Regions from separate parts of the Mus musculus genome. Here regions 2, 3, 4 and 5 are each linked to region 1. Evidence: chromatin loops called from intact Hi-C (ENCODE). Cell type or tissue: heart. All regions are shown on one strand. Links, peaks and the distances in the headings refer to the core of each region. The heading gives the core; the rest is flanking DNA. Region 1 has its middle 4.5 kb from the start of Psmd1. Region 2 has its middle 11 kb from the start of Armc9. Region 3 has its middle 12 kb from the start of Snora75. Region 4 holds the start of Armc9 (armadillo repeat containing 9). Region 5 holds the start of Ncl (nucleolin).

Region 1 (6,091 bases), core at 490-5,489:
GACTGCCTACTCCAGAACTCCTAGTTGTGGGGACGGCCACGCTCAGCTCCTTGCCCCCTGACAAGAGGGTATCTCCTCCTCAACCTACCTAGAGTCAGGCCAAATGGACAGCTCCAGAGAGTAGGCAAGACCCTGAAGGGGCCAAACATGAGTCAGAGTGGCCAAAAGAAATCTATGGCAAGGCATATGTGAAACCCTCCATTTTCTAGTAGCCACCTTAGGAAAAAAGGGGGCAAAGAAACAGATAGGATTCATTTTAATCATATGCGGTTTTTTGTTTTTGTTTGTTGAGATAGGGTCTCACCATGTAGCACTTTCTGGCCTAGAATTCACTAAATAAACCTGGATGGCCTCAAATCCTGGAGATCCATCCAACTAGCTCTGCCTCCCGATTGCTGCAATAAGGGTATGAGCCACCACACCCAGCTTAACATACTTTCAAAGAACATTTATTTAATTGTGTGTGTGCCTGGGTATATATAAATACACCACGTGCAAGCAGGAGCCCACAGAGGTCAGAAGAGGTATTGGATCCCATCCCTAGGAACTGGAGTTATTGATGGTTGTAAACTGCCAAGTGGGTTCTGGGAATTGAACCCAGGTCCTCTGCAAAAGAATATGTGCTCTTAACTACTGAACTATCTTTCCAGCCTGCTCCTCCTCCTCCTTCCAGCTCCCTAGTGTCTTTCCTTGTCGTTTTTCATCTCCTTCCCTTGCAACAGGGTCTCTCATTGAGCCTGGGGCTCACCAGCTTTCACTTAGGCTGGTGGCCAGCAAGCCTAAATGATTCTCTTATCTCCTTCCCCGATATGTGGGTGCTAGAGATCTGGACTCAGGTCACCATGCTTGGATAGCAAGCTCTCTTACACACTGAACCATCTCCCTAGCCCCACACCTGATTTTAGGCAGTGCTGGGGATAGAACCTAGGGTTTTGTACAAACTAGGAAAACAGGCGACCAACATAACTACACCCACATCTCATATATACTCTAAGACCGAAATTGTGTTTCAGTTGGAAATTGCTAATAAAGCATTTTACATTTTTATAGTTGATGTCTTACTATTTAGCCCAAGCTAACCTTGAACTTAGCTATGTAGCTCAGGCTGACCTTGAATTCATAATGCTCCTGCCTCGGCCTTCCAAGTACTGGCATTAAGTGTGAGCCCCCACATTGTCTCCACTTCGTTTTCCATTTGGTTGTGTCAAATTACTGATTCCTATGAGAAATTTACAGCTTAATTCAGGGCCGTGGAGATGGCTCAGCAGGTAAAAGTGACCCTGCCAAGCCTTCGTGTCTGAGGTGGATCTGTAGGACCTGCATGGTAGTGAGAGAGAACCTGGGGCTAGAGAGATAGCTGAGCAGTTAAGACCCCAGTTCAGTTCCCAGCACCCACATGATGGTTCACAACTACTTATAACTCCAGGTCCAGAGAATCTGGTGTCCTCTTCTGACCTCTTCCATCAGCAAGCATGTATGTAGTACACATACATATATGCATTCAGACAAAGCACTCTACATATGAAATAAATACATATTTAGCATATGTATTTATTTTCAGAAAGAGATAAGCGGCTCCTGCAAGTTATCCTCTGACTTCACGTGCTCGCTGTGGCATGGAAAACACTTGATTTGTATATAGAGTCCATTAAATCTAGTCATAAGAATATTCGCATCCTCAAATTGTTCCATATATGAAGCTTTTCAGTAACTGAATTGGAAAGAAATTCAATGAACCAAAATTAATTTGACATACCAGTCGTGTACATTAATTCCAAAATTTTCTACTTCAATATAAAAATGTAATGTCAACTGATTCAAGTTAAGTACAACTTGCAGTTTAGTTCCTTCCTGGCATTAGCTGCCTTGGAGTGGTCAACATGATGTATAAGTAGCTCGGTGGAAGAGCACCTGCCTAACATGCACAAAAATACAATGTGACTGCTTTTGTAAACAGCGATGAGCACCAGGAAAATACTAGTGACTAAAGGAGTTCAGGGTAATTTTTAACCCCCACTTACTGAAGGGTGACTGGCCATCCCAGAGAGAGAGGGCCAGGGAATGGCAAAATAGAAAGCACGTAGCTGTAACACTTGGACATCCCTCTGCCAAAACCCTGTGCCCCTCCAGCCCCTCTCCCCTGTCTTCAGTGATCTTTTTGGTGCCTCAGTCTACACACGCCAATTTCAGTCACGGAGAGGCGATTGGCCTTTGATCAAGCAACCGCATGGAGAGATTCATGCCATTGGCTGCGGGTCACGGTTCTGCTCCTTAAAAAAAAAAAAAAAAAAAAAAAAGTGTATCTCTAAAACCACTTGGCGCTGGTCGTCAATAAAGGAACCCTAGCAGGGTAGCTGAGTTGCTGGTTGAGATCCGTGGTGGCTACGGGTTACTACCATTCGGCAGTAGAGACCAGGAGCCCCGGGGTTAAGAGCCATAGAGCGGCTCTACCACAAAACAGGCTTGCTGGATTTGCTAGGTCTTTGGTTACTGCCTAACACTGCAGCACAAACAATTGGCTGGGAAATCTGGGCGGAGCTTCCACTCGAGTCCTCCACCAGCAGGGGCCTTGAAACCACCAGAGGGCGCTGTAAAACCAGCCAAATCTGCCTTCCTGCTGACCAGGCCTGCCACCTAGCCCCTAATACAGGTGAGGCCATAGCGAACCTGGAGTAGGCTCTGAGATGTTTTATGATCCTCCTAAATTTTGATCGCTCCTTAAGAACAGAGTGCACTCTGTAGGAATCCTTTCTGTCATTCCACTATATCCTCAGAAGTTGAGCTCATTTGAATCCTGGAAAGGGCAGAATAGCTGTATAAAGCTCAGATAACTTTGTGGCAATGACAAGCACACCATCTAAACTGTAGACACAATGCTTCTCCCATATGGGACAGAAGTTGCAAACTAGTCACCTTCTGTTTTCAATGTGTGTGTGTGTGTGTGTTGGGAATCAAACCCAGAGCCTCACCCATGTTAGGCAGGTACACGACTACTGAGCTACACACTAAACTTCAAAAGGATTTTTAATCAGTTGTCAGCACACCAAATTCCAGAGCTGGGGCTATGATGTTCGCATAGTTGTCATTATCCACATTTACTGTGCAAGGGGCAGTGGATTCCCTGCAAACACTGCAAAAACAAATAACTAACTGTATGTAAAGTACAGAGATAGGGCTGCTCTAGGGTCTGGTTGGGGGGAAGGTTATAAGGAAGAGTATAGCCAGAGGCATCAGAGGAGTCCAGAGCAAGGAGAGAAAGTAGTAGACAGAAGATGGCCGTGGTGCTGGGGGAAGGGGGGCAGGGAGGGGGCTCAGGACAAAAGAGAGAGAGGCAAGCGAGAGGGGACCAAGAGAGCACATGGCCAAAATGGCAGTTATATAAGAATGAGAAGCTGGGGGAAGGAGCCAGGAGTTTAGGGTAGGGGGCAGGATGGAAGGAGCTGGTACACACAGGTACAGAGTCACCCTGGAGGCCGGCATTCACTTTGGTATGCTAATAGGCACCAAGCCTATTAACTCTTTGTTTCTTTTGGACTTGACAATCAATAAAATTTAATAACTAAAAAATGTCCTGATAACACATGAAATTCTTATTTCTGGCTTTTCCTGGAAAAAGCATTGGCTTCACAATGCAAGCCTGCATTCGTGCGCGGCATCCATATAAGCCCCATACCGGCTGCTGACCTGAATTGGTCCATTCGCACTTTATTTGTCAGGGGTCCCTCTACTCCCCGTTACTGCCTTGGATGATGTCGTTGTCTATGGATTCTCACCCTCCCCCCACCTTATCTTTTGTGGTGCTGGGGATCTAACAGGGCCTTGAGCATGCTAAACAAGCACATCTACACTGAGCTGCACTCCCAGCACCTGAGCTCTGATTTTCTCTGAAGTATTAGGTAGGGACTTGGGCTACGACCTCTCACACATGTGACACAAGGGCTCTACCACTGAACTGGATCGAAGGCCTTTGAGCTGGTTGGTTGTTTTTCATAGAGCTTTTGTTAATCCAGAGGATGGGAGGAGAAAAACCACCGACCCAAATCATCATGACCAAATTAACTAAAGCAAGCAATTAATTAAAGCAAGCCTTTGTATTTGTGTCCACAGGCTTGCTCCCCCTAAGGCAGGGTTTGAGAGGTCAGCATTGGATGTGGGGAAGTCAAGGCTTTCTACAGCACAGGGGTAGGGGATTTGGTGGGCAAAATAGGAGGGGGGGTCACAGGAACAGAACATTATAATAAGTCAGTCCTGATGACCTCCTCAGACAAAGACAAAGGTGGGCAGAGCAAGGTAGTCATAGCAACAGTCATAACAAGGTAGTCATAGCAACAGCTAGTCATAACAAGGTACTCATAGGTGGTCCTATAACCTTTTGAAACACAGGAAGGGTTGCAAGATGGTTGAAACAAAGACATGATTGCCTGTCGAGGGCCATACAGGAGGAACGTGGCACAGAACCATTTGTAGTTAAGGTTACAAGTCGGGCAAAGCCTTGAGAAACAGGCTTAATCATAAACAGGAGGGAACCTAGTTTGTCTTTACTATAAGATGGCTTTGAAGCCTAAGATGGAGGCAGGCTGGTTCTTCACTTCACTCCTGTATGACTTTGTGGTATTTGCTTGTGACTTCCTAGGGGTCTTTATGTGAAGGTGTCTCTGTAGAAGTGTACCCCAGACACTCAATCTGCTTATCTTTTATGCACTCCTCTTTGGTAAGCGCCTTTCAACTTGAGTCATCGGCTCAACTCCTTTAAAGGAGTTTGCCTTTTGCAAGTATGATTTCAAAGTACTAAATTATTAAAAAGTACACACACTCAAGTATGTCACCAATCACTTTTAATTTGCTGGCAACTGCAAAACACTGCTTTGTTTCACTATGTTAGATTTTGAGAAGGCCACAGAAATAGGTTTCAGTCACTGCTATCCAAACAGCTTGGTGGTGAGAAGCTAATGGCTCAACAGAACTGTTGGCCAGGGCTAAGACTAGATGTTAAAGTGATTACGGACCATGACCCTGGATTCGATTCCTGGTAACTCCCCATCATACACAGATCACTGTTTACCACTAACCTTTGTCAAAATTTTCTCTGCATTGACTAGTGAAGTAAGTCTACTGATGAAGCTGCTACCTGAGAGTGACTAAAGAGACAACTCGGTGATTAAGAGCACCGGCTGCTCTCCAAAGGACTAAGGTTTGGTTCCCAGCACCCACATGTGGCTTACAACCATCAAGGGACCTGATGCTCACTTTTGGTTTCCAAGGGCAGTAGGCATGCATGTGGTACAGGGACATGGACAGACGGACACACAGACACACGGACACATGGACACACAGACACACACATACATCATCCATATACATAATTTTTTAGTTAAAGAAGAGAGTAAGTAAAAGTCACAACTGTCATTTCAAAATCCTGAAGATACATTAGGAACTTTTTGCTAGGAGGAGAACAGAATATACAGCATTGTTTCTTCCTTTGACATTTTTTTCCTATATATTATCACATACTTCTGTTTTTGCTTTGTTTTTTAATATTTCTGTGTTTTTAATTTATGTATTTGTTTAATGTATGAATGTTCTGTCTGCATGTACACCTGCATGCCAGAAGAGGGCATCAGATCCCTTTATAGATGGTTGTAAGCCACCATGTGCGATTGCTGGAAATTAAACTCAGGACTTCCGGAAGAGCAGCTGAGCCATCTCACCAGCCCGTTGTTTTGTTTTTTTGAGACAGGGTCTCTCTACATAGCACTGGCTGTCCTGGAATTCACTATAGACCAGACTGACCTTGAATTCACAGAGCTCCCTGGCCTCTGCCTTCTGAATGATCGACCACACCCGGCCAGACTTCTGCCTTTTGAAACGTAAAATGTACAGTATTAGCAGTTCCAGGTGTCAAGTTTTAAGTCTTATGGGGGTTCTGGATGTAGTTCAGTTAAAGTGTTGCTTATCTAGCATGCATGAGACCCTGGTTCAGTTGTCAGCGCTGCAAAAAACAGATATTGTGGTGCACACCTGTAATCCCCCGCATTCCCCAATCAGACCTTGATCAGAAGTTCCAGGACCTCCCAGCTACAAAGAAAGCTTG
Region 2 (6,091 bases), core at 534-5,533, 84 kb after region 1:
CTGGACCAGGCATCCTCGTGTGGGCTGTCTCATGAGCATAGACAGCATATCTGAGCACACTTTCTACTCAGCCTTCTCCACCGCTTTGAGCTGATGTCCACCCTTCCACCTTGCTGCTCACACCAAAGGCCCAGCTTTCACCCTTGACTCAGCTCTGAGCCTCCACAGTGACTACCACTCCACTCTCCTTCACCACTGCTCACGACCCCAAGTGAGTCTGCCTCCAGACTCAGCACACTAATCCTTTCTCCAAATCCAGCTTTGTAAATCATGTGGGTCTCCTGCTTAAAAGCTTGCTGAATAATCTCTGAGTCGCCTGTTATATGAGCATCTGTCTAAGGCCCTCTGCTGCTCATCTCTGCAGCCTCTCATTTGCTCTAGTGCCTTCCCAGTTTCTGTCACTTGACCTTTCCCTATACCATTGCTTCTACCTTAATGCACAACTCTTTGGACTTCATTATTTTTAAAGACTTTTGAGGCAGACCCATGGAGGCTAGAAGCATCCAATTCCCCAGGAACTACAGTTGCAGGCACCTGTGAGCTGCCAGACTTGTGTCCTCTGCAAGAGCAATATGTACTCTTTTTTTTTTATTTTTATTTTTTTAAATATTTATTTCATGTATGAGTACACTGTAGCTGTTTTTTTGTTTGTTTTTTTTTTTTTGTTTTTTTTTTTTCCAGACACATCAGAAGAGGGCATCCTATTACAGATGGTTGTGAGCCACCATGTGGATGCTGGGAATTGAACTCAGGACCTCTGGAAGAGCAGTCAGTGCTCTTACCCACTGAGCCATCTCACCAGCCCTTTTTATTTTTTTTTAATATTTATTTCATGTATGAGTACACTGTAGCTGTTTTTTTTTTTTCCAGACACACCAGAAGAGGGCATCCCATTACAGATGGTTGTGAGCCACCATGTGGTTGCTGGGAATTGAACTCAGGACCTCTGGAAGAGCAGTCAGTGCTCTTACCCACTGAGCCATCTCACCAGCCCTTTTTATTTTTTTTTTAATATTTATTTCATGTATGAGTACACTGTAGCTGTTTTTTTTTTTTTTTCCAGACACACCAGAAGAGGTCATCCCATTACAGATGGTTGTGAGCCACCATGTGGTTGCTGGGAATTGAACTCAGGACCTCTGGAAGAGCAGTCAGTGCTCTTAACCGCTGAGCCATCTCTCTAGCCCCTCTCCAGCCCAACTCTACTGTTTTACCTCTAGATCCAACAGATATGCAGATGGTTCTTGACTCACAGTGGTTTGTATCTGATAAATCTGATAAATTGAATATATGTTTTATACATCTACTATACATTGTAGGTTAGCAACACAAGACCACCCAGGAGAACCAGTTGCCTGCCTTTGTGACTGCATGGCTTCCACATGCAGTCACTTTGTGACTGTGGCTCTCGCTACTACCACCCAGCATTTCCAGAGGGTTGAACTATACATCACTAGCTCAGGAAAGACCCATGGTAGGGACTCGTGGTAGGTCAGCACACACAGTGGGGTACCCAGGCAGCTCTCTGGCCTGTTCTCCCAGCGGGCCTGGCCTCTGCAAAGTGCTCAGCCTCTACCCTATAAGGCCATGTAAGGACTGAGCAGTCAGAGAAAACGAATAGCCTCCCTCTTTAGCGGAGCTGACAGCTTCCTGAAACATTGTGGGTGGGGAGGGCTGGGACTGAGATAACCCCTTTCCAGAGCCTCGACTCTGCTGTACTACATTTTGAGGCACTACTAGCTGGAGGCAGGCTCTGGGTTTGCTCTGGACAAGGCAGACTCAAATGCAAGTAAGGAAAATTGTTCACAATGAGTTTGTTACTTGCCTCCAGATGGATGCATACATTCCCATGGACTGATGGTTCTAGAGAACATGAGTCAGGAAATTAGTGCACTGGGAACCCTTAGAACCAGAATGAGGGTTAGAGAGGGTCCCTTTTCTTGCCTTTTTTTCCCACACCTGGGTTCTGGGTTTGGCAAGGGCTGGTGTCAACGGTGAAAGGCCTGTGCCAGAAACACAACTATTCAAATGTCTAGATAGCTTAAATAAGCTTTCTGGCCCAGATGGAGACTGATGCTAAGAGGCCAGGTTATATCACCTACCATTCTTCTCAAGGCCCTTGGATGCAGCTGTGGGTATGTTAGTGCCCTCATCTCCCCAGAATGCTGACGTCATTTCCTTACCCGAACTCAGCTTCAGCCTTCCAGGTTCTTCAGTGAAAGGCTGGGAAGAAACTGACCTCCACTTCCTCCTCCATTCGCTGTTGTTCTTGGAGCTCCAAATGTTTATTTCCTAACCTTTTGATAGTTCACTCAGGGAGGGACCATCATGACAGAAGGGAAATGGAGGCACAGGACAGGGTGGTGACTCATCCAGGTCATCCTGTGTCACACACATGCTGCTTTGGGTAGAAACCTGGGTCCGGGCTGTGTCAAAACAGAAAAGGGTCCCAGCAATCAGTTGAGCCATGTTTTTTTGTCCTCTAGTGCCTCACCCACCCACCAGGGAGGATATTGACCTGAGCCAGGCCCTGTAGCTAGTGGAAGAAACAGTATCTGTGGGTCTCTGCTGGACTGCCTTGATCTAGGGTCCGAGCAAGCTGTCCAGATCCAGTTTTTAAGTAAAGCAGCCAAGGAGAGCATCTTTGTAGAAACAGGGACCTTAACCACCCAGAGCACTGGAATTTTAGGAAGCCAAGGGCAAGATCCTCAGCCACCGTGGAGGCCCCGGGAGGTCCCAGTGGATCCTTTTGTTCCTTGGCACTCATGGGTTACACAAAGAGGACCGCGCCTCAGTCTTAATCCACTGAGAGAAACAGACAGGAGGACAGTAGGCCCATTCTCACCCTTCCCGAGCAGGCTCTGCCCCTTGCAGTTGAAGTCTGTCTGAAATGTTCTGTGCCTACCCAAAGACACCTGGATCTCCCAAGCCTTTCTGTCCTTCTATGAGCTGAGAATGGGAAGGAAGGTGGTGACCTGGCAGGCTGAAGAGGCCCTGTCACAGGCATGGTGGATGGACTTGAACACAGGGTGGAGGCACCCGAATCGTCAAAGCTGGCAGAGGTCGGAATGGGAGGAAAACATAAGCCGTGGCTGCCAGTTTGATTTTCTGGAAACGCCTCTGCCTCCAGACAGCCAGACTAGCGAGCTGAGCCAGGGTTCCTGGAAATGAGCGCTGGGGAAAGGTGGTGGCGTGGGATAGGATGGCTGTTTCCCAAGATCCCACCAAGAGCCCTGCTGGCCCCATCCTTCCTAGGCCCAAGGTTATGGCAGCGACACCAGATGTCAGGCCACAGGGCAAATCTGCCTCTAGCTGGGTAGAGGCAGAGGTGCTGGGCTGGGAGTTTTTTAATCCCAAAGGGCAGCGGATGCTCCTAGCACCACCTGCCGGTCGGTCTGCAACCCCACCTCATCTCTGCATCACCAAGACCACAGCCCCAACATAGGAGCCCTCCTCACCCCAGTGACAGAGGATCTGCATGACCAGCTAGCAAGTTCTAAGTTCTCTCCAAGGCTAGCTACACGTGAAGAGCCAGTCCAGGGTCGGTTCTTTTGATTTCTTTGCTCACCAGGTCCATCGTTTTGTATTCTGGATTCAGGGACCCGTCTACATCATAGGCATGGTTCTGGATTCCAGAAGATGTTTACATTTTATCTCTGACCACAGGTTCAGGTCGGTTCCTGAGACAACCAAGTATATCTAGAGAAGTGAAAGTTGATGCACTTCTCTATCCTGTCTATCGTTAGACTAATTAACCATTTCCTCATTAACTCAGTTGTCACGTTTCAGGCCGCTTCAGATCATCTGTGAGTCCACTCCAGAAGCCATCATCATATTATAAAAGTAGGTATGGGGCAAGTAAGACTGGTGTTTCGGTTAAGACTACAAGAATGTGTGCCTGGCTTACAGGAACCCCTCTGGAGTATCCCTTCCAAGAGAGACAGAGGGTATGGAAACTGAATGTACTTTCCATAAAACACTACTTGCTGGATTTGTTGTTGGTGTTGTTGTTGATTACGATGACAATGGCAACGCTGCTGCTGATGATGATGATGATGATTGGTTTTGTTTTTTCCTCTCTTGATTTTTCAAAACAAAGTTTTTCTGTATAGCCCTGGCTGTCCTGGAGCTCACTCTATAAACCAGGCTGGCCTCAAACTCAGAGATCTGTCTGCCTTTGCCTCCCAAGTGCTGGGATTAAAGTTGTGTGTCACCACTATGACCTGAAATTTGCTGGATTTCAAGGTGTGCTGGCTGCCAGGAAATCACTGTAACATGAACCCTTTAGCATCTACCCCTCCATTCAGTGTGGCTCCTTCTGGACTCTGAACACACAGCCTGCAATGCACTCAGACCCTCACACACACACACCCAAGTTTATTTCTTCCATTCTTTTCCTTTCTTCTCTCTCTTTTCCTTTTCCCCCTCTTATTCTTTTTTTTTTTTAAGTCTTCAACTTGCTTACAAGTGAGTAATAAGCCACTGATATTGTGTCTGTGACTATCAACACCACCAAAAAGTGGAGCAGGCTTGCTTTGAAATCATCATGGAAGCCATGTTTGCCTTTCTACAGATCTCTTTCAAGCCCTGAGGCTTTGTGCTAACCTCATCCAGGTCACCATACTATTAGTGTTGTGATGTGTTTCAACCCCATAGATTCAGCAAAGACATTGCATCAGAGTCCGGGGGGCTCCCCCACCGTCCTTATGTGTAGATGCACCTTCCCTGTCTGCTTCCAAGACAGCTCTTGGGGTAGCTATATACCCAGCTGGCTTACCTTCACCTTCACCGTTTCAGCTGTGAGGAAAAATGAAGTAGCCCTTGGAACAGTGGCTCTCAACCGTCCTAATACCGCTACCCTTTAATACCATTCCTCACGTAGTGACCCCTACCATAATATGTTTCCCCATTACTTTATAAATGTAATCTTGCTACTGTTGTGAATAGTAATGTATGTATCTGTGCTTCCCAATGGTCTTAGGTGACCTTTGTGACGAGGTCATTTGATCCACACAGGGTCAGGACCCACAGGTTGAAAAATCACTGCCTCAGAAGCTAGTAGACCCAAATGGGTCTGAATCCCTGACAAACACTCAAGATGCTTTGTTGGGCAGGAGGGAGAGGTTATTTTTGTGTGTTGGGGAAGAGGAGGTAAATTGAGACAGTGTCTCTTTCGGTAGCCCAGGCTGGCCTCAAATTCATGTTCCGTCTGCCTCAGAGTACTTGGAGTTATAGTCACGCATGCACGTGCCCAACTATGTCAGGGTTGAATTTCTGCACTGTGACTTGGATCCAAGTTTCCTGAAAGGATCCAGCTTAGCCTAAGCAGTGTCTTACTGTAACTCATCTCTAGATTTCCACCTGGGATTTCAGGGGCTTCTACTCCACCCACAGATTGTATTCAGGCCCAGAGCTTGCTCGGACGTGTTCTTTTGTAGGCCTTGCCTACGGGAGCTCACAGACAGCCCAGACCACAGCTAGTTAGGCTTTCTGTGCTCAATCTAGGTGGCTTTAGCCTTTCATCCAATGCGAAGGAGTGACAATTACCAGTCCTCTCTCTGCTTGTGATCTGGGCTCATTGCCCTCTAACAGAGCCTGGCAATCACTTGCTACAGCTGCAAAGACAAATTTATGGGGCCGATGAGATGACTCAGTGGATAAAGGCTTCTGTCTCCAGGCCTAATCCTGGGGATCAACATGGTGGAAAGATCTGACTCCCCCAAACACCATGCATACTTTACACATATATACATAGTAGACAATTAAGCTGTAATATATCTTTGAAAAGGATTGGTTCTAGGGATGGAGAGAAGACTCAGAGGTTAAGATGACTATCTGCTATTTCAGATATCCCCAGCATCCAGCTTATAGCTGTCCACAACTCCAGTCCCATGGGATCTCAAGTGGGCCTCTTCTGAGAGCCTCCAAAGGCACCAGGCATGCATGGAGCACACAAACATGCAAGCCAAATACTCATATACATAAAATAATAAATACACGAATCTTAAGAAAAAGAGAGAAAATATGTGTGTGTGTGTGTGTGTGTGTGTGAGAGAGAGAGAGAGAGAGAGAGAGAGAGAGAGAGTGCACG
Region 3 (6,091 bases), core at 669-5,668, 280 kb after region 1:
GCACGGATCAGATTCGTGATGCTCAATAGCTCAGACATCAGTCCTGAGAGCAACAGGACCGTCATGCACAACAAAGAGAGAACTGTCGATTCCTGGAAACGCTCATGTTAGGAGTGATTCTAAAGAATGGGTGCTTATCTGGAAAATAGGAAAATGAGCATATAACAAAGTAAACTCCAGATAAAGAATCAATCATAATAACAGTACTGGAATCTCAAAATAATAGGACCCACATGTAGATGGTTATGCATCTGTGTACTCTGCATAAAGCAACAGTGATAATCACAAAACACAAGGCACCAAACAAAAATATGTGGGCTTCTGGAGCCTACCACACCAAAGAGGTGATGTGAAGTCAGGGCGTTGGCATTTTTTCTAGACTCTGCCCCAGAGTTACCTGGAAACAGCCAGGTATGCCTGACTCACTACACACACACACACACACACACACACACACACACACACACACACACACATGCTGCTTGCCCCTCCTCTCTCTCTTGCTCTTGCTCTTGCTCCTCTTGCCCTCCCCCCTCTGCCCCCTCTCTCCTCATTCTCCTCCCACCTGTCTCTCCGTGTGCTTGTTGGTGGCCAGCCTCTACTCCCCTCTCTCCCTCTCCCTTTCTCAGCATGGGCATGCAGAGGTACCCCCTTCCCCCAACACCATACTGCGCCTCCACCAAACATATCTCTGGCTTCTTTTTTCTTTTTATAAAACACAACACAGGGAGATGGAGGGTGTGGAACAATTGGAAGTGGAAGAGACCCAGGGCAGGGAAAAGAGGACTCCTCAGACTCCGATATTTAAGTTAAGGTGCCCTGTCCTTTCAGCTGATCCTGGAAGAAGCTTCACGCTCCTGTGGCCTTTGATCAGTGGCCAAGATGAACAACTTGGCACAGAGAAAACCAGGCCCTTGGATATGAAAAAGATGAAAAGAATGAAATCCCCCAGGGCAGAAAATGTTCAAAGATGTACCAAAGAAGACGTGGAAGCAGAATCACTAATAAAGTAATTCAATAGCCGGAGAAAAATCAGCCAGCTTATGAGGAAATCTGGGTGAAGCCAAGTCATCCAGCATGCTAACGTTTTCTAGATAAAGCAGTGTCTGTCTGAGATGATTAATCCTTTTTTAAATGATTTAATTAGTTATTTAATTCATAAACAGGGTCTCAACTATGTAGCCCTGACTGGCCTTGAACCCACAACGATCTACCGACCTTTGCCTTCCAAGTGCTGGGATTAAAGGTGTGCCAGCAGAGGATGTGGGGACCCCCGAGACTGTAGTTACAGATGGTTGTGAACCATATGAGTGTTGGGAATAAAACCTGGATTCTCTGGAAAAATAGCCATCTCTCCAATCCCTGGTTTTCCTTCCTTTCTTCCTTTATTTTTATTTTACGTGCATTGGTATTTTGCCTGCATATATGTCTGTGTGAGGGTGTCAGATCTTGGAGTCATAGACAATTGTGAGCCATTGCCATGTGGGTGATAGAAATTGAACCTGGGCCGGGCGATGCTGGCACACGCCTTTAATCCCAGCACTTGGGAGACAGAGGCAGGCAGATTTCTGAGTTAGAAGGCCATCCTGGTCTACAAAGTGAGTTCCAGGACAGCCAGGGCTATACAGAGAAACCCTGTCTCGAAAAACCAAACCAACCAAACAAACAAACAAAAAATTAAACCTGGATCCTCTGGGAAAGTAGATAGTGCTCTTAACAGCTGAGCCATCTCTCCAGCCCCTCTTTCTTTCTTTTCGAGACAGGGTCTTACCATGTAACTTTGTCTGGCTTTGAATTTGCTATGTAGACCAGACTGGCCTCAATTTCAAAGAGATCTACTTGTTTCTGCCTCCTGAGTGCTGGAATTAATGGAGCAACCACCATGCCCAGTTTATCATCATCATCATCCACAATAGTAGTAGTAGTAGTAGTAGTAGTAGTAGTAGTAGTAGTAGTAGTAGTAGTAGTAATTATGTGTGTGTGCATGTGAGTGTGTGTGTGCCATATAGAGTGCATTGTGGAGAGTAAGGAGCATCTTTTGAGCACTTCTACTTTTTTTGTTTGTTTTTGGTTCTTGGAGACAAAGTTTCTCTGTGTGTAGCCCTGGCTGTCCTGAACTCACTCTGTAGACCAGGCTGGCCTTTAACTCAAAGATCTGCCTGCCTCTGCCTCCCAAGTGCTGGAACTGGGCTGGGATTGAAGGCAGGCACCACCACCACCCTGCAGCTTCCACCACCTAAGGCCCAGTCTCTGCCTCTGCGCTGTGTGCTCCAGGCTGACTGGCCCCGGCTTCTGGGCCGTGCTCACAGCTTCACCCCTCGTCTCTCAGGAGGTTCTGGGATATGTGTCACCTGCAATATGTGTCACCTGCAATATGTGTCACCGGATCCAGCTTTTTCTACCCCACATGGGTTCTGGGGATTGAACTTGGGTTGGCAAGATCTCGAAGCTGGCACTTTTACCCATGAGCCATGATGCCATCTTCCCAAACCAGAATTCACTTTTTTTCCTCTGCTCCCCTGACTTCAAAGCAAACACCATCTTCCAGGTTGACAGGAATTGTTTTGTCCTTTGGGTGGGGTTCTGCTCTCAAAACTTTCACAGGCTTTTTTTTTTTTTTTTTTTGGTTTTTGGTTTTTGGTTTTTGGTTTTTGGAGACAGGGTTTCTCTGTATAGCCCTGGCTGTCCTGGAACTCACTTTGTAGACCAGGCTGGCCTCAAACTTGGAAATCCGCCTGCCTCTGCCTCCTGAGTGCTGGGATTAAAGGTGTGTGCCACCACGCCTGGCTTCACAGGCTTTCTTAGATTCTATGAGCTACCCCTTTGGTCTCCAGGGCTGTTAAGACTAACTGTGAGAATGAATGAATGAATGAATGAATGAATGAATGAATACACTGTTAAGTCTCTGTGCTCAAGCCAAGAACTCTCTGTTAAACCCATTAACCTTACACTGTGAGGACCTGCTGTCTGGCTCCACTCTGCCTCTTTGGAAGACTCTATTTCCTTCTTTGGGAATACAATTTCTTTTTCTTCAGGATCGTTTGCCTTTGTGTGTGAGTGTGTGTGTGTGTGTGTGTGTGTGTGTGTGTGTGTGTGCCTCTGTGTGTGAGTGTGTGTGTGTGTGTGTGTGTGTGTGTAATCCAGGGCATGCTGGGCATGTGCATGAAGTGTTTCCAGCCCTGGTCATTTGCTCTTTACTTAATTTCATCATGCCCACCATGCAAAATTACACAGGAGTGCTGAGGCTGAACCTCAGTTGAGGGACTTTGTCTAGCAAGCCTGAAGTTATGCATAAGCCCTGTGAACGGGGCTTGGTGGCACACATCTGTTCAAGACCTTGGTCTCTGTCTTCTACAAAATAAATAGATACCCCTACCTGCTTATACTCTAGTCTGAATTCTGACCATAAATGTAAGTGCTATTACAAGATTGGGAGGGAGAGTGGAAACCAACTAGCCATACACTGGGATGAACAGAGAAAACTACTGCTGCTATCTGTCCCTGGTGTTCAATGAGCAGTTGAGAGCTTAGCAGGTTTCTGTAGTTCCAGGTCGCCCCCTAGTGGTCATCTGCTTTATAACCTCATCAGTAAGATCTCCCCATTGGTCTTTTTCGCCTAGAACCTCCCTGACTTTTTTCTGCAAATCTATAAACCCTTGAATCAATTCTCTTCCTATTCAAATACCTAGAGAGACAAGGTCCTTCCTGTGGGTGAAGTGTGGGGTCCCAGTAGCCCCAACGTTCCTGTCTCCAGGCCAAATTGAGAAGTTGTCCCTGAGGTAACCAGGTATGATGGTTGATTCTGAGTGTCTTGACTGGATTGATGGGAGGCCTAGATAGTAGACAAATTCATTTGAGTTGTGTGTAAGAGTGCTTCTGTAGGACCCTGGCTTATGAGTCTCATTGTAGAGCCCAGGCCATGCTTCTGCCTCCCCCTTCCAAGTGACTAAATTTAACAGGTATGCACAATCATACTCAATTTATGTCTGTCTGTGTTTAAAGACACCTTGCTAGGGTGGGAGGGGTAAAAATAAACTTACTGAGTATACTTTATTGGTTCCTTAGCATTGAACTTATGGCCAGAAACACCATGCTGAATTTTCCCTGGAAGTCATATCACAACTTTTTTGCATTAGTAACCCAACTCAGCTCTTTAGAACTGCATGTAGGGACCACATTCAACAGGGAGATTATCAATAAAAAGTACAACCTGTGAGCTGAAGAGATGGCTCAGCGGCTAAGAGCACTGGCTGCTCTTCCAGAGGCCCTGAGTTCAATTCCCAGCAACCACATGGTGGCTCACAACCATCTGTAATGAGATCCAATGCCCTCTTCTGGTGTGAAGACAGCTACAGTGTACTTATATACATAAAATAAGTAAATATGTCTTTTAAAAAAAAGTACAGCCGGGCATGGTGCTGCACGTCTTTAATACCAGCACTTGGGAGGCAGAGGCAGGCAGATTTCTGAGTTTGAGGCGGCCAGCCTGGTCTACAAAGTGAGTTCCAGGACAGCCAGGGCTATACAGAGAAACCCTGTCTTGAAAAACAAAAACAAAAATAAAAATAAAAACAAAAACAAAACAAAAAAAGTACAACCTGAAAAAAAAATGGGGACTAGAATTTTTAAAAACATAACTATTTATAGTATGAAAAAGGGAAATAGTAAGAGATCACTGTTGATAAACCAAAGATTTTGCCAGTCTGTATGCCTTTAAATGGCATATATATGCCTGTAAGTGGCATATACATATACACATATACATACATACACACACACACTGTATGTGTGCAGGTACCCATGGAGGCCAGAGGAGGATGTCAGAGCTCCTGGAACCGGAGTTAACAGGCAGCTGTGAGCCAACATATACATCCTGGAAATTGAACCTAGGTCCTAACAGCAAGTGCTCTTAACTACTGTGCCATCTCTCCAGCCCCTCAAGTCACAAAAAAAAATTTTTTTTAAGAAAAGGTTTTATTTATTTATTATATGTAAGTACACTGTAGCTGTCTTCAGATCTCATTATGGGTGGTTGTGAGCCACCAAGTGGTTAATAAGATTTGAACTCAGGACCTCCAGAAGATCAGTCAGTGCTCTTAACCACTGAGCCATCTCACCAGTCCCACAAAAATTTTTTTTAAAGATTTATTAAATCTTTAGTTTATTTAGCTGTCTTCAGACAGAAGAGGGCAATGGATCCCATTACACTTGGTCTTGAACCACCATGTGGTTGGTGCTGGTAATTGAACTCAGGTTAAGAGCAGTCAGTGCTTTTAACTGCTGAGCTATCTCTCCATCCCTTGAGTCACACTTTTTTTTTTTTTTGAGACAGGGTTTCTCTGTGTAGTCCTGGCTGTCCTGGAACTCACTTTGTAGACCAGGCTGGCCTCGAACTCAGAAATCCGCCTGCCTCTGCCTCCCAAGTGCTGGGATTAAAGGCATGCGACACCATGCTCGGCAAGTCACAAATTTTTTTGGGGGGGGGGGTGGGAGGAAAAGGTTTATTTGGCTTAAACATCTACATTGATGTTAAGTAGTGAAAGAAGTTAGGACAGGAACTCAAACAAAGCAAAATTCTGGAGGCAGAAGTCAATGCAAAAGCCAAGGATAGGTGCTGCTCACTGGCTTGCTCCCAATGACTTGTTCAGCCTGCTTTCTTATAGAACCCAGGATCACCTACCCAGGTATGGCACCACCCACAATGTTCTCAGCCCTCCCCACTGATCACTAATTGAGAAAATGCTGGACCTTATGGAGTCTTTTTCTCAACTGAGGTTGCTTTCTCTCTGTTGACTATATCTGGGATGAACTACAATCCAGAATTGGAAGGTTCACCTGTGATCCTAATCTGGAGGCTGAGAGACACAAGTTTCTTTCTTTTATTTTTAAAATATTTTTTTATTATGTATTTTCCTCAATTACATTTCCAATGCTATCCCAAAAGTCCCCCATACCCTCCCCCCAACTCCCCTACCCACCCATTACCACTTTTTGACCCTGGCGTTCCCCTGTACTGGGGCATATAAAGTTTGCGTGTCCAATGGGCCTCTCTTTCCAGTGATGGCCGACTAGGCCATCTTTTGATACATAT
Region 4 (6,091 bases), core at 330-5,329, 93 kb after region 1:
CTAGTCTCTTTTGCCATTTGAAAGACATAGAGCTGGAAAGATGGCCCAATGATTAAGAGCACCGACTGCTCTTCCAACGGTCCTGAGTTCAATTCCTAGCAACCACATGGTGGCTCACAACCATCTGTAATGGGGTCTGCTGCCCTCTTCTGGTGTGTCTGAAAACAACTACAGTGAACTCACATAAATATAATAAATCTTTTAAAAAAGAAAAAACAAAGACATATGCAGAAATGATGCTTTTACTAGCCAGGCCTCTTTGGTTACCATAGAAACCCAGCGTGAACTAGTTTATGGAGAAAGCGACAGTGGATCAGATTGTTGGAGATAGTGTGGCTCACAGAACGGATGGAGGAGCTGCCAGAATGTGGGCACCTCCAGGACCCCAGGGCCTGGGTCCAGGGGCCTGCCAATCCCAAAGATGGGAGAGAGCGCAGACCCCAAACGTCATGGCCACATTAACTAAAGCAAACACTTAATTAAAGCAAGCCTTTGTATTTGTGTCCACAGGCTTGCTCCCCCTAAGGCAGGGTTTGAGAGGTCAGCATTGGATGTGGGGAAGTCAAGGCTTTCTACAGCACAGGGGTAGGGGATTTGGTGGGCAAAATAGGAGGGGGTCACAGGAACAGAACATTATAATAAGTCAGTCCTGATGACCTCCTCAGACAAAGACAAAGGTGGGCAGAGCAAGGTAGTCATAGCAACAGTCATAACAAGGTAGTCATAGCAACAGCTAGTCATAACAAGGTACTCATAGGTGGTCATATAACCTTTTGAAACAAGGGTAGGGCTGCAAGATGGTTATAAACAACTTTTTGAAACAAAGATATAATTGCCATTCCTGGAACATTCGATACAGAACCCTTTGTAGTTAAGGTTACAGTGGGGCATAGCCCACTCCTTGAGAAAAAGAGGTTTAACTATAAACAGGAGTGAACCTAGTTTGTCTTTACTGTAAGATGGCTTTTAAACCTAAGATGGAAGCAGGCTTGTTCTTTGGATTCCAGCCTGGGGATGGTTTAATTTTCTCAGGCTTTGCATGGGGAAGAACATGACTGTAGACTTCCCTGGGTGCCATCTTACAATGGCATTCATGATCACACTTCAGTAGAAAAATCCCTAGGAAGAATGTTAACTGACTCGATTTGGACTTGTTCGAACAGGTCACATGCTCATTCTCAACCAATTACTGTGGCTAAAGGGATGGAGTAAATTTAACCCCAGTGAGCACTGAGTCTGCTCATCTCTGTGGTCAGGAAGGGGGATGAGTTGGGCGTGTTCCTGTTCTGAAACAAGTCAGTCCCGGAGTTTGAGAGCTGGTGCAAGGTACCCTGTGACAGAATGCGGCAGAGCGATCCAGTTGTACAGAGTTCAGCTTACTGGAGATTTACTGAAAGAAGGAATTGCAGCAAGCCCAGGCAGAGCCCTACAATCCAGGTCAACTGATGGTGCTTCATACAGCGGTCAGGACCAAAGTGACCTCATTCGAGCTGGAATGTACCTGGTTTATCTCAAGCCAGTATCAAAGAGCCAGACATATTCCTGGCACCAGGGTCCAGTCCTCCAGGTCTACATACATACCACTCTCGTGATTTGACTATTTATGGCATGCTGAGAAACTATTTGTGGGAAACCAACCAGGATTACTCAAGGGTAACCACGACAGCTATAACTCAACCTGGTTGCTGCCAGATTACACGGAATCTCTAGTTGCCAACCTGGAGAGGGATGCTTCACACAGTGAGCAGATCCCAGCAGTCAGGCAGACACATCTAGAAGCGATGAACTCTGGAGGGTTCCATGTGGTTTTGCTTCTGTGTGTATGTGTGTGCGGTCTATGTGTGTGTGTACATGTACTTGCAGATGAATGTGGAGGCCAAAGGCAGACATAAAAACAGCTTTGATCGGTTTTTGTTTGTTTGTTTGAGGCAAGGTCTTTCGGTGAACTTGGAATTGATCAATTTGATTAGGCTGGCTGGCCAAAGAGCTTGTCTTAGTTTGGGTTTTACTGCTGTGAACAGACACCATGACCAAGGCAACTCTTATAAAGGATATTTAATTGGGAATTGGGGCTGGCTGACAGGTTCACAGGTTCAGTGCATTATCATCAAGGTGGGAACATGGAAGCATCCAGGCAGGCATGGTGCAGGAGGAGCTGAGAGTTCTACATCTTCATCTTAAGACTGCTAGCAGAAGACTGACTTCCAGGCAGCTAGGGTGAGGGTGAGGGTCTTATAGCCCACACCCACAGTGACATACCTACTCCAACAAGGCCACACCTTCTAATTGTGCCACTCCCTGGGCCAAGCATATACAAACCATCACAGAGCTCTAGGGCCATTTCTACTCTGCCTCCTTCCCCCCGTGACTCTAGCACTGGGGATACAGAGGCACGCTAGCAGACCCGGATTCTCTGTGGGTGATGGGGAACTGATCAGAGCCTCACTCTCATACAGCAGCCAGTTTGTCAGCTGAGCCATCTTTCTGCTCCCTGGAGGTGTTTTTGCTGGTCAGAGCTCAGAGGCACAAAGGCTTGGGTTAGGCTTGCTCTCCCCAGCTCTGTGAGTTCTGAGGACCCTCCTCCCTTTTTAGACATTTAAAAATTATTATTAAACATTTATTTGTTGCCGGGCAGTGGTGGCACACACCTTTAATCCCAGCACTTGGGAGGCAGAGGCAGGCGGATTTCTGAGTTCGAGGCCAGCCTGGTCTAGAGAGTGAGTTTCACAAAAGCCAGGGCTACACAGAGAACCCCTGTCTCAACCAACCAACCAACAAAATATTTACATTCATTTATCTTTGTGTGTCCTTGTCTGTTTGTGTACCATGCTTGTGCAGTGCTTGTGGTGCCCAGAAGAGGGCATCAGCTTCCCAGAAACTGGAGTGACAGTGAGCCATCAGAAAGTTATGAGAATGGAATCTGGGTCCTCTGGAAGCTTTTAACAACTGAGTCATCTCTCTATCCCTAAATTTTATTTTATTTATATACTAGTATGTTCATTTGGCTTGCATGTCTGTTTTCATACCTAGTGCATGCAGTACCCTTGGAGGCCAGAAGAAGGTATCAGATATCCTGAAACTTTAAGTGCAGATGGTTGTAAGCTTCGATGTAGGTGCTGGAAATCGAACCCTTGTCCTCCGGAAGTGCTCTTAACAAGCTATCTCTTTAGCCCCAGAGGGCTCTACATCATGTAGTCCATTCTGTCAAAGACACAACCTGGACAGTTAAGAAGATCACACACACACACACACACACACACACACACACACCCCACACTCCCGCCGCCACCCCAAGTGATTGCAATAGGGAGAGTCATGGCTCCATCTAAGACCTGCTTAGAGGAAGGGTGGGATGATTTTTGGTTGGGATGCTTTAACCCTCAAGTAGAAGACCCAGAAATGTTTATTCCTGACTGGTTTCAGGGAGTGAGTTTTGTTTCTAAATTTTACTAATCAACTAGGAGACACAGAATGGGTGTTGCCATGGGTAAACAAGAGGACCAGCTGCTAGCTGGGAATTGAGTTGCATGGGATTCATGAGGAAGAGTGGACAGTTTTATGGGTCCTTCCCAGAACACAAAAGATGAGTTATTTGGGGAAACAAGGGTGTTGACTGCAGCAGTTTTGCAGGTGCACAGAATTCTGGAAAAGCACAACAGTGTTCACCTATAAAACACAGAGCCCGCCTGTTATTCATCCTGGAGACACAGGAATCAATCAGAGCACCTATGTGACTCACTTAGAATGATGCTGGGCACAAATATGGCGTATTCAGCAAATAAAAATTATCCGAAATGTAAATAAAATTGGCTGTTCTATATTTCATCTGATAACACTTGGCACACAGTTAACTGAGAATACTTCTAGGGGAAATTATTTTCAAGCTATATTACCTGGACAGGACATAGGACATAGTACTCTCTTCCTAAATATAGCCTTAGTTAGAAGACATCCTAACTCAAAGAGCATTGACAGAGCAGAGAGCTCAGGAGACAGGGCCTCTGCCCATCCTAGAGCAGCTGCTTCTTCTTTCTTCCTCCTCCTCCTCCTTTTTCCTCTTCCTCCTCCTCCTTCTTCAAAGGCGAGGGCACCTCCCTTCTCAAGTCCTCTGGACAGCCTTGGGAGGCTCCCACCTCTTTTTTTCTGTATAGCCCTGGCTGTCCTGGAACTCACTCTGTAGACCAGGCTGGCCTTGAACTCAGAAATCCGCCTGCCTCTGCCTCCCAAGTGCTGGGATTAAAGGTGTGCGCCACCACGCCCCGCGCAGCTCCCACGTTTTGAAGGCCTGGAAAGTGGTACTATAGAGACTTCTACCACAAAGCCTCAGCACTCCGAGGGGAAGGGAAGGGTTTTCTCTGGCCTTAAGCACTGACTTTGGACCAGAGATTAAAGAGTAGTAGCTCTGAATACACGCAGGGCAGTGGGCTGGCCAGAATTCTGAGTAGTATTTAATGCACGCTCCTTTACTAAATAAATAGGCCCTGGAATCAAACTCCCTTCGTCCGGCTTGGAGGAAAGCGCCTTTAGCTCTAAGCCATCTCGCTGGCCTCCGAATCTGTTTTGTTTTACAAACCTAAATTCATACGGGAAAGACAAAAGTGTCTCTAATACTTCCCGGAAGACTCTGTCGTAGGTGAAAGTGTGGTGCTCGGATCTTACATAGGCAGATCTGAGTTATCGTTCGTCTGCAGTCTAGACTAAAGTCACCCGCACGCCACACGCCTGTACGGCCTCACTTCCGGTACTCACCACGTATGGTACCTCCCACTCTCCCTCCCAGGATGCTCCACGTCGTCTTCGCCCAGCAAGATTGGCCGAGTCGCCTCACGTGACTTCGGCTAGCGGTAGCGGTTGCCCGGGTGACGGCCGGCGAGCTGGCGGTCTGGAGGAGTGAGCGCAGAGCCCTGCAGCAGGTAAGCGCGGCCCTCCTTGCGACTGCACCCTTGACACAGCCCTGGGATCATTGCATGGAGGGCTCGCCTTGTCGGACCCGGTTCCTTCCTGGCCAGGGCCCGAGGCGGCCGCTTGAGCATCCCATTGCTTCCCCCCAGGAGCCCCCGACTCCGCTGCGCTGCGGTGGGGTGGACTTGGAGTGGCCCCGGGCCTTCTCGCTGAGCATCTGCAGCAGGATCTCGTGGCCTGGGGCATTTAGCGCTCTCTCTCTCTCTCTCTCTCTCTCTCTCTCTCTCTCTCTCTCTCTCTCTCTCTCTCTCTCTCTTTCTCTCTCTCTTTCTCCCCCGCCCCCATAGTTTATTAGTAGTCTTCCTTCCCAGCGCCCAGGACACTCTCAGACTTCACTGAATCTAAGTGGAAGCATGTTATTTGCAGGACAAATTCATCTTCTCCTTATCCAGCCAGCTGTAGGCCTGAATCTCTCGCTGATGGAGAGATGGCATCGTCACCGCATGCAAAACACTACAAACAGTTTACTTCTTTCTTCACAAGGTAGATCCTTAGCCCAGAGGTTGTTTGGTCTAAGTTAACTGAGCTAAGGAGACAGGACATCCATCCAACACAGAGGGTTCAAGGGTTGCTTTGAACTCACAAGAGATATACACTTGCTGACCAAGCCTGATGACTTGGAACGCCAGGAACCACACTTCGGAAGGAGAGGCCCAACTCCTGCACATTCTCCTGAAATATCAGCATAGATTTAATCCTAGCTCTGGAGAGACTGTGAGTTTGCCCATGAGATGGGAAACTGTGCTAGTTAGGGTTTCTCTTGCTGTGATGAAGTAGTATGACCAGGAACAGCATAGGGGAAGAAAGGGTTTATTTTGCTTAAGATTCCACATCTTTGTTCATCAAAGGAAGTGAGGCAGGACAGGATCCCGGTTGTGTGAGCCGATATGGATGCTAAGGCCATGGAGGAGTGCTGCTAACTAACTGGCTGTCATCTTATGTACATCCTTATAGCCTCCATGAACTCAGAATTCCTGGTACCCTGACACGTTGCCTTAGTCAGTGTGGTTCCTACCGTCCCCTTTCTTCAAACCATTACTCTGTTTCTAATGAGATGGTGACCTGGGATTCCCTGAATCCCTTTCCATCCAGCTCCAGGCCTGTCTGAACCAGGCTGTCTAACAGGCAT
Region 5 (6,091 bases), core at 736-5,735, 300 kb after region 1:
AATTCATTAACAGACTTGTTTGGATTAAGGTTTCCAATGAACAGATTGAAAGGTGTAGTTGGTTCTGAGCCTGCACACACAAAAAATGAACTTTCAGCCCACTTAAGCACACAACAAATTTCATCATAAACTATAAAGCACATCAGCATATTTCATTTCAACCCCATGGTTCAGTATTAAGTCCCTTTGTCACTCATCACTTGTGCTAGTGCTACTCTGATCTGTTTCCCCAGTTTTGCAGGCTTACCTTCTACTTTCTGTTTCTTGGCTTCAGGGGCTTCTTTCTGCTTGGTCATCTCCTTCTTCCGTTTTCCAGGTGCTGCTTTAACAGGTTCTAGATGTTTTAAAATGCCATTCATGAGTAAGCAGACACTTTAGCATAGCCAGTAAGCCTTACTTAGGTCAGCATACTTTAAAAGTTAATATGGTTACCTTCCTCCTCTTCTTCCTCATCATCATCTTCGTCATCCTCTTCCTCATCATCCTCATCCTCGTCATCTTCATCCTCTTCCTCATCATCCTCCTCCTCAGCCACACTCTTGGCTTTCATAGGAACAACTTTTGCAGGAGTTTTCTTTCCTTTGGCTGTTGTGATCTCCATAACTTCTTCCTCAGAGTCTGGAAGAAAGATGGCAAATCAGGCAAATGTATTTGCTACCTACCAATCCAGACAAGATAAATGCTACAAATACTTAAAAAAAACAAAAACTACTTAGCAAATGAAAACCTATTAAGTTATGGAAAGAACTAAGAGCACAAAATGAGTTTTTAATCTAATGAAACAGTGAGGGAATGTACATGCAGTACCCTAAATATCCTAAGATCTAACTCACCATCTTCCTCCTCTTCATCATCATCTTCCTCATCATCTTCATCCTCATCATCTTCCTCATCCTCTGAGGCAGGAGCAGCAGGAGCTGCTTTTGCTGGCTTCACTCCTTTTACTATTGGTGGCTCAAACTCATCCTCTTCCTCATCATCTTCATCCTCATCGCTATCATCTTCATCCTCTTCATCTTCATCCTCATCACTGTCTTCCTTCTTGGCATTCTTACCGTTCTTAGCCCCCTTAGCTGGAGTGGCAGCTCCCTTTTTACCAGGAGTTGGTACCAACGCTTTTGCTTGTGCAGCTCCCTTCTTACCCGGTGTTGGAATGACTTTGGCTGGTGTAATGTTTTTCTTAGCTGGTGTGGCTACTGCCTTTTTGCCTGGGGTCACAGCTGCTTTCTTAGCTGGTGTGGGAACTGCAGCCTTTTTTGTTTGTGAAACAACCACCTTCTTTGCTGGGGTTGTGGTAGCCTTTTTGCCTTTTTTCTGAGGGATGACAACCTTGAAAGCAAACAAATCATAAGCATTCCTTTATACCCAATGCTACATTAAGAGACTAACTTTGAGCACAAGAAAATGGACATTAGATAGGCTTAAAAAAAAAAAAACAAACAACCAAGAACTGGAGAGATGACTCAAAAGTTAAGCACATGTGTTACTCTTGTAACATGTAACATTCACATGTGGCTTTAACTCCAGTTCCAGGGGATCCAAGTACATTCTAGTATGAGGGTACCAAGCATGCTTAATGGGTGCGCGCACACACAAAGATAAACATTAAACCCTGAAATAAGGAGACATGGCTTTCAATACTTTAAAAAAAAAAAAACTGGACTCAGCACCTGAGCTTTTCTAAGAAATCTGATTGAGCATGACCATAACAACGGTCTTGAGACAAGGTTTCACTATGTACTACTCCCTGCTTGCCTGGAACTCAAAATTCTGCCTGTTTCTGTCCCCTGTTTTGCCGACTGTCTTGCAGAAGGAAGGAAGGAAGGAAGGAAGGAAGGAAGGAAGGGAGGGAGGGAGGGAGGGAGGGAGGGAGGGAGGGAGGGAGGAAGGGGCTTGCCATTCAACCATTTACTACATATCCTGTATTTCTAAGACTTCCAGACATTCAATTCCACCGGTTTATTGCTGCAAATAGCTTCTTACCTCCTCTTCTCCACTGCTGTCATCTTCATCTTCTGACATTTCTTCATCTTCACTATCCTCTTCCACCTCCTTTGGAGGAGGAGCCATTTTCTTGGCCTCACCGTGGGTTTTGCCAGCCTACAAACGCACACAAAAATTGCACGCATTTTCAGTCACTTTGCCTTTGGCCACCACCTTTTTCTTACTAAAGGACACAAGCATAAAGACTTCTTCTTGGCCAGGCATGGCATTCTCCTGGCAGTTTTTTCTGCGAACCGCGCATAATTTTTTTTTCCTTCTCACAGATAACTGAGCAGACAGAACTCTACACCAAGAAACAGCCACAGGTTATAAAGTCTCCTAGTCGTGGCCATCTATTTTCTGGCATCTTCCACAAAAAAAAAAAAAAAAAAAAAAAAAAAACCCAGTTAAAGGGATCCCTTTAAGTTATTTGCTGGGGAAGGGGGTATCTCGAAATCACCTCTTAAAGCAGCACCACGTAACCCAACTGCTTCCCACTTTCTCTCGCTTCCAGCCCCACCACGTGGAGTCACCACGCCGCCACCTCAGGGGTCCACCACGTGTCCATCCCGGTCACCGGCAGAGACAGCAGATCGCCGGGCCACCCATCCATCCCCACGCTGCCGTCCCCCTTTCCGGGGTACTACAGACACTCCCCCACTGCCCCGGGTCGCGCGACACGTGCGGGGCTCCGCAGAGCACGTGGCGGGCCGCGCACCAGAGCACGTGCGCGGGGAGGCGGGGCCCCGGGACCGCTCGCCGCCTAAGGTTGGCCCTCTCTTCCCACGCCGTGCCCCTATCCGCTCTCAGCTCCTCCGATCTCTCCTCACACCGTCCCCTCCCGCCCGCTACATCCGAACCCTCGATATCGCCCTCCCGGAAACCTGCCTCCGCTCTTCTCATCCCCCTAAGTCAGAGGGCAAGCACCGCGAGACCTCCCGCTAGTCGCGCGAGACTTTCCCCCCCAGCATGGCGCCCTCGAACGCGCCCGGGATTGCGCGCAAGCCCTCCTCCCCTCCGCGACGGACGGGCGGGCGCGCGCGCGTCCCTCCGAAAGCAGGGGCCTAGTCGTCCGCGTCGGCGCGCCAAGGCCTCTTACCTTTGCGAGCTTCACCATGGTGGCGGATTACGGCGGCGGCGCGTGTGGAGAGCGAGCAGCTCGGAAGAGCTCAGCGGAAGCCACACGAAAGCGACTGCAGTAGCGGGTACCGACGACTCTGGAGCACGTACAACCGCCTGCCAGCTACAGCTAGCGTCTGAGGCAAAAGACTGAGCCTGCCCAGTAATCGCCTCTGGAAAGGCGACGAAGGGGGTCCTCGTGACTTCGGCTCCACCAACCAGAGCTCGCGTCCGTCCCCGGAGCCAACCGCGAGCCTTAACGCGGGGCAGCGTGAGGCGGGCCTAAGGCTTGACGAGGGCGGGGCTCTTAGGGGCGGGGCCTGACGTCTGCTCCTGAGGGCGGGACTCGTTTGGGCCCAGGCGGACGTTGACTGGTCAGTGTGCGGGTCCTTTGAATGCTCCTGAGCGCCGGGCTCTCCCCACGCCTGCGCAGTGGGACGGGCGAGTTTGGCGCGGCTTGTGTGTGAGGCGCGGGTAGGTGGCGGCGTGGCCCGGATTCCCTCAGGTGTTCCGAGGCAGCATGGGCGGCGATGCTCAGGTGGTCTGGGCGTTTCTCGGTGCTTTCCCCCGCGCCGCGTGGTCCTGCTGAAGAACGCCGGAAGGCCTAGGGTTCCCTCGGGCTGATGAGCGGGCCTCGGCCTGTTCTCCGCGGAGTCGCGAACGGCTTCTTGGCTATGATGCGAGTCCCCGCTTTCCTGAGAGCTCCTAATAAAAGCAGTTGTGCGTGTGTGTGTGTACGAGCAGTGCACAAGCGATCCATGTAATGTCGGTGACCTCTCGCGGTAGGTATAACTCCAGGTTCAGAGAGGTGACTTCCTGGTGTGGTGGGGAGAAGTACTCGGCCCGCCTGTGACCACGCTCACAGGTTCCCTCCATGGCGGGGGGAACGAGAGAGTTGTCTGGCGTTGCTTTAAATGGATTGCAACCAACTGGTTCCAAGCATAGCACACAGGCGCCCTTCATCAGCTAACAACATCCACTAGAAATGACCTGTGGAGTTTTCGTCCGGAGTTGAGATAGGACTTTATTCTTTACTGTCCTAGAGCACACATGTAGACCATGTTAGCCTCGACCTGTATCGGCACGCCTGGCCCGACCTAGGAGATGTTATTTTATGAGACAGGTTTTCTCTGTGTATTCCTGGCTGCCCTGGGACTCACGCTGTAGTCCAGGCTGGCCTTGAACTCAGAGATCCCCCTGCCTCCCTAGTGCTGTGATTAAAGTCATATGCCATCATACCTGACTTCAACCTCGGGAGATTTTAATGCGAGTGGGATGTGTTGAGTCCCCAAGTTTTTTTATCTGAACTCGGGCCTTTGGAGATAAGTAGAAATAGTCACTGTGTGATGCTTACTTACTACGGCCTTCCCAACGCGGTGGAGGGCAGCCACAGCTACACACCAGTGCGCTCTTGTCAGGGCAGGAGATGGCGAACCCGAGTTGTGGTGTGGGGGCATTGTCTTTATAGCGAGACCGGTCACACCTTGTACTGTATATTATGGAACCAAGGGAGACTCTTGGGTAGAGAGGTAGGAAGGGTGGTGTGAGGAAGACTCTAGATATTTCCAAGCAGAGCAAGCTAAAGGCATTCGGGAGGAGACAAGAAGATGAGCTGTGAGTGTGAAATGACTTGGGTGACATGGCTTCCTTTGTCAATCCAATCTATCTGTATGGGCTATCCTCAGCCCTCTGGTGTACAGTGCCACTAAGAGACCTCTGCTTGCACCCAAGGTTAGTTACACTCTCAGATATCAGCTGCCTAGTACTTTTCTTGGCCATTTATTGTTCATTTGCCCCTTCCCCAGACAGCACAGACTGTTGTCTGCTTTATTCTTGGTACCTAAAGCATTGCCTGGCATATGATAGTGTTGGAAATTACTTGCTAACTGGAGTGAACAGAAGTTTGAGTGCACCAGCAGCAGGGACAGCTTGCAGGATTTGGTGTTTCTGTGGAATCAACACCTAATCCATGTGTGATGCTTATACAAATTATAATTGAATATAACCATATCATATTGGATCCCCAATATCCCTGTAGAAAGCATGGGGTGGCAGCATATAACTAACAACTCCAGCACTGGGGGTTACAGGGAGCAAGGACAGGAGGATCCCTGGCATCTGCTAACCAGCCTGTCTAGCCATGAAAGGTGACCCTGCTCAAAAAAATAAGATAGAGGTGGTGTGAGGATGTTAGTGCCTGTCTGGTATGCACAAAACCAAGATCAGTAACTGTCCAGTTATTATACAAATAGAGCCAAGTACCAGGTTCTATTTCAGCTCTTTAGAAATTTTAAATTAATAAATGTATTCAAAATAGACTAAAAGCATCGCTGCTCACAGACATGAGGGCAAAGAGCAGCAGTTCTCAACGTGTGGGTCTCAACCCCTTTGAGGTCAATACCCTTTTATAGGGGTCATATATCAGATATCCTGCATACATTGCAATTCACAGCAGCAAAATTAGTTATGAAGTAGCAATAAAACATTTTATGGTTGGGGGTCACCACCACATGAGAAACTGTATTAAAGGGTCACAGTCTTATGAAGGCTGAGAACCACTGGCATTGAGTTAACTTGGCCAGTTACAGAGCTAATAGGAGATTGGATGTGTATGTATGTGGGGGGAGGTATGCCTGAGTTCAAATGTAGAGGCAACAGGTTAATCCGGGGTGTCTTTTTCTATCACTACCTTTTTTTTTTTTTTTAACAATCTCATGTATCCCAGAGTGTCCTTGAACTTCTGATTCTTTTGCCTCTCCCAAGTGCTTGTATTTCAAGCGTGTGCTACTACTTATGGTTTATGTTGCTCCGGAGATTAATCTTGACTTTGTGCATGCCAGGCAGGCACTAACCAACTTCCCCAGCCCTTCTCTACCTTATGTTTTGAGCAGGATCTCTTACTGAATCTCACCTTTTATGGTTAGATAGGCTGGGAAGCATATGCCAGAGATCTTCCTGTTTCTGCCCCCCCACCCCCCAACCCTACCCC

The links. Hi-C counts contacts between places; a loop is a spot of excess contacts. Peaks named below come from ENCODE experiments on the same cell type or tissue, not always from the same donor. Only the 100,000 strongest peaks of a DNase experiment are listed, where the experiment ranks them.
Region 2: a loop joins it to region 1, with 2.3 times the contacts of the local background. A loop is called at or near these places in 8 of 42 quality-filtered maps.
Region 3: it touches region 1 in a loop (4-fold over the local background); 4 of 42 quality-filtered maps call a loop at or near these places.
Region 4: a loop joins it to region 1, with 2.8 times the contacts of the local background. A loop is called at or near these places in 6 of 42 quality-filtered maps.
Region 5: a loop joins it to region 1, with 6 times the contacts of the local background. A loop is called at or near these places in 5 of 42 quality-filtered maps.

Annotation. Positions count from the first base shown.
Region 1 is chr1:86,057,054-86,063,144 of GRCm38, forward strand. No RefSeq gene overlaps it. Among named protein-coding and RNA genes, the nearest start is that of Psmd1, 4.5 kb to the right of the region's middle. In heart, for the core only: a CTCF peak has its summit at 2,577 (motif pointing right); a DNase peak (open chromatin) is centred at 2,538; H3K4me3 peaks cover 745 bases; H3K27ac peaks cover 613 bases.
Region 2 is chr1:86,141,028-86,147,118 of GRCm38, forward strand. No RefSeq gene overlaps it. Among named protein-coding and RNA genes, the nearest start is that of Armc9, 11 kb to the right of the region's middle. In heart, for the core only: a CTCF peak has its summit at 3,382 (motif pointing left); DNase peaks (open chromatin) are centred at 2,354 and 3,174; H3K27ac peaks cover 393 bases.
Region 3 is chr1:86,336,069-86,342,159 of GRCm38, forward strand. No RefSeq gene overlaps it. Among named protein-coding and RNA genes, the nearest start is that of Snora75, 12 kb to the right of the region's middle. In heart, for the core only: a CTCF peak has its summit at 3,563 (motif pointing left); a DNase peak (open chromatin) is centred at 3,593; H3K27me3 peaks cover 3 bases.
Region 4 is chr1:86,149,931-86,156,021 of GRCm38, forward strand. It overlaps Armc9 (armadillo repeat containing 9), which reads left to right and starts at 4,850. Exons shown (of 25, transcript NM_030184.2): 1 at 4,850-4,913. In heart, for the core only: a CTCF peak has its summit at 2,856 (motif pointing right); a DNase peak (open chromatin) is centred at 4,811; H3K4me3 peaks cover 1,404 bases; H3K27ac peaks cover 1,363 bases.
Region 5 is chr1:86,356,124-86,362,214 of GRCm38, forward strand. Ncl (nucleolin) reads right to left here and starts at 3,332. Exons shown (of 14, transcript NM_010880.3): 1 at 3,083-3,332; 2 at 1,984-2,100; 3 at 834-1,329; 4 at 433-618; 5 at 248-334; 6 at 1-70. The coding sequence starts at 3,100. C130036L24Rik (RIKEN cDNA C130036L24 gene) reads left to right here and starts at 3,461. Exons shown (of 2, transcript NR_015507.3): 1 at 3,461-3,884. It overlaps Snord82 (small nucleolar RNA, C/D box 82), which reads right to left and starts at 204; the gene lies at 137-204. In heart, for the core only: no CTCF peak of the experiment used is centred there; DNase peaks (open chromatin) are centred at 2,948 and 3,388; H3K4me3 peaks cover 3,602 bases; H3K27ac peaks cover 3,022 bases.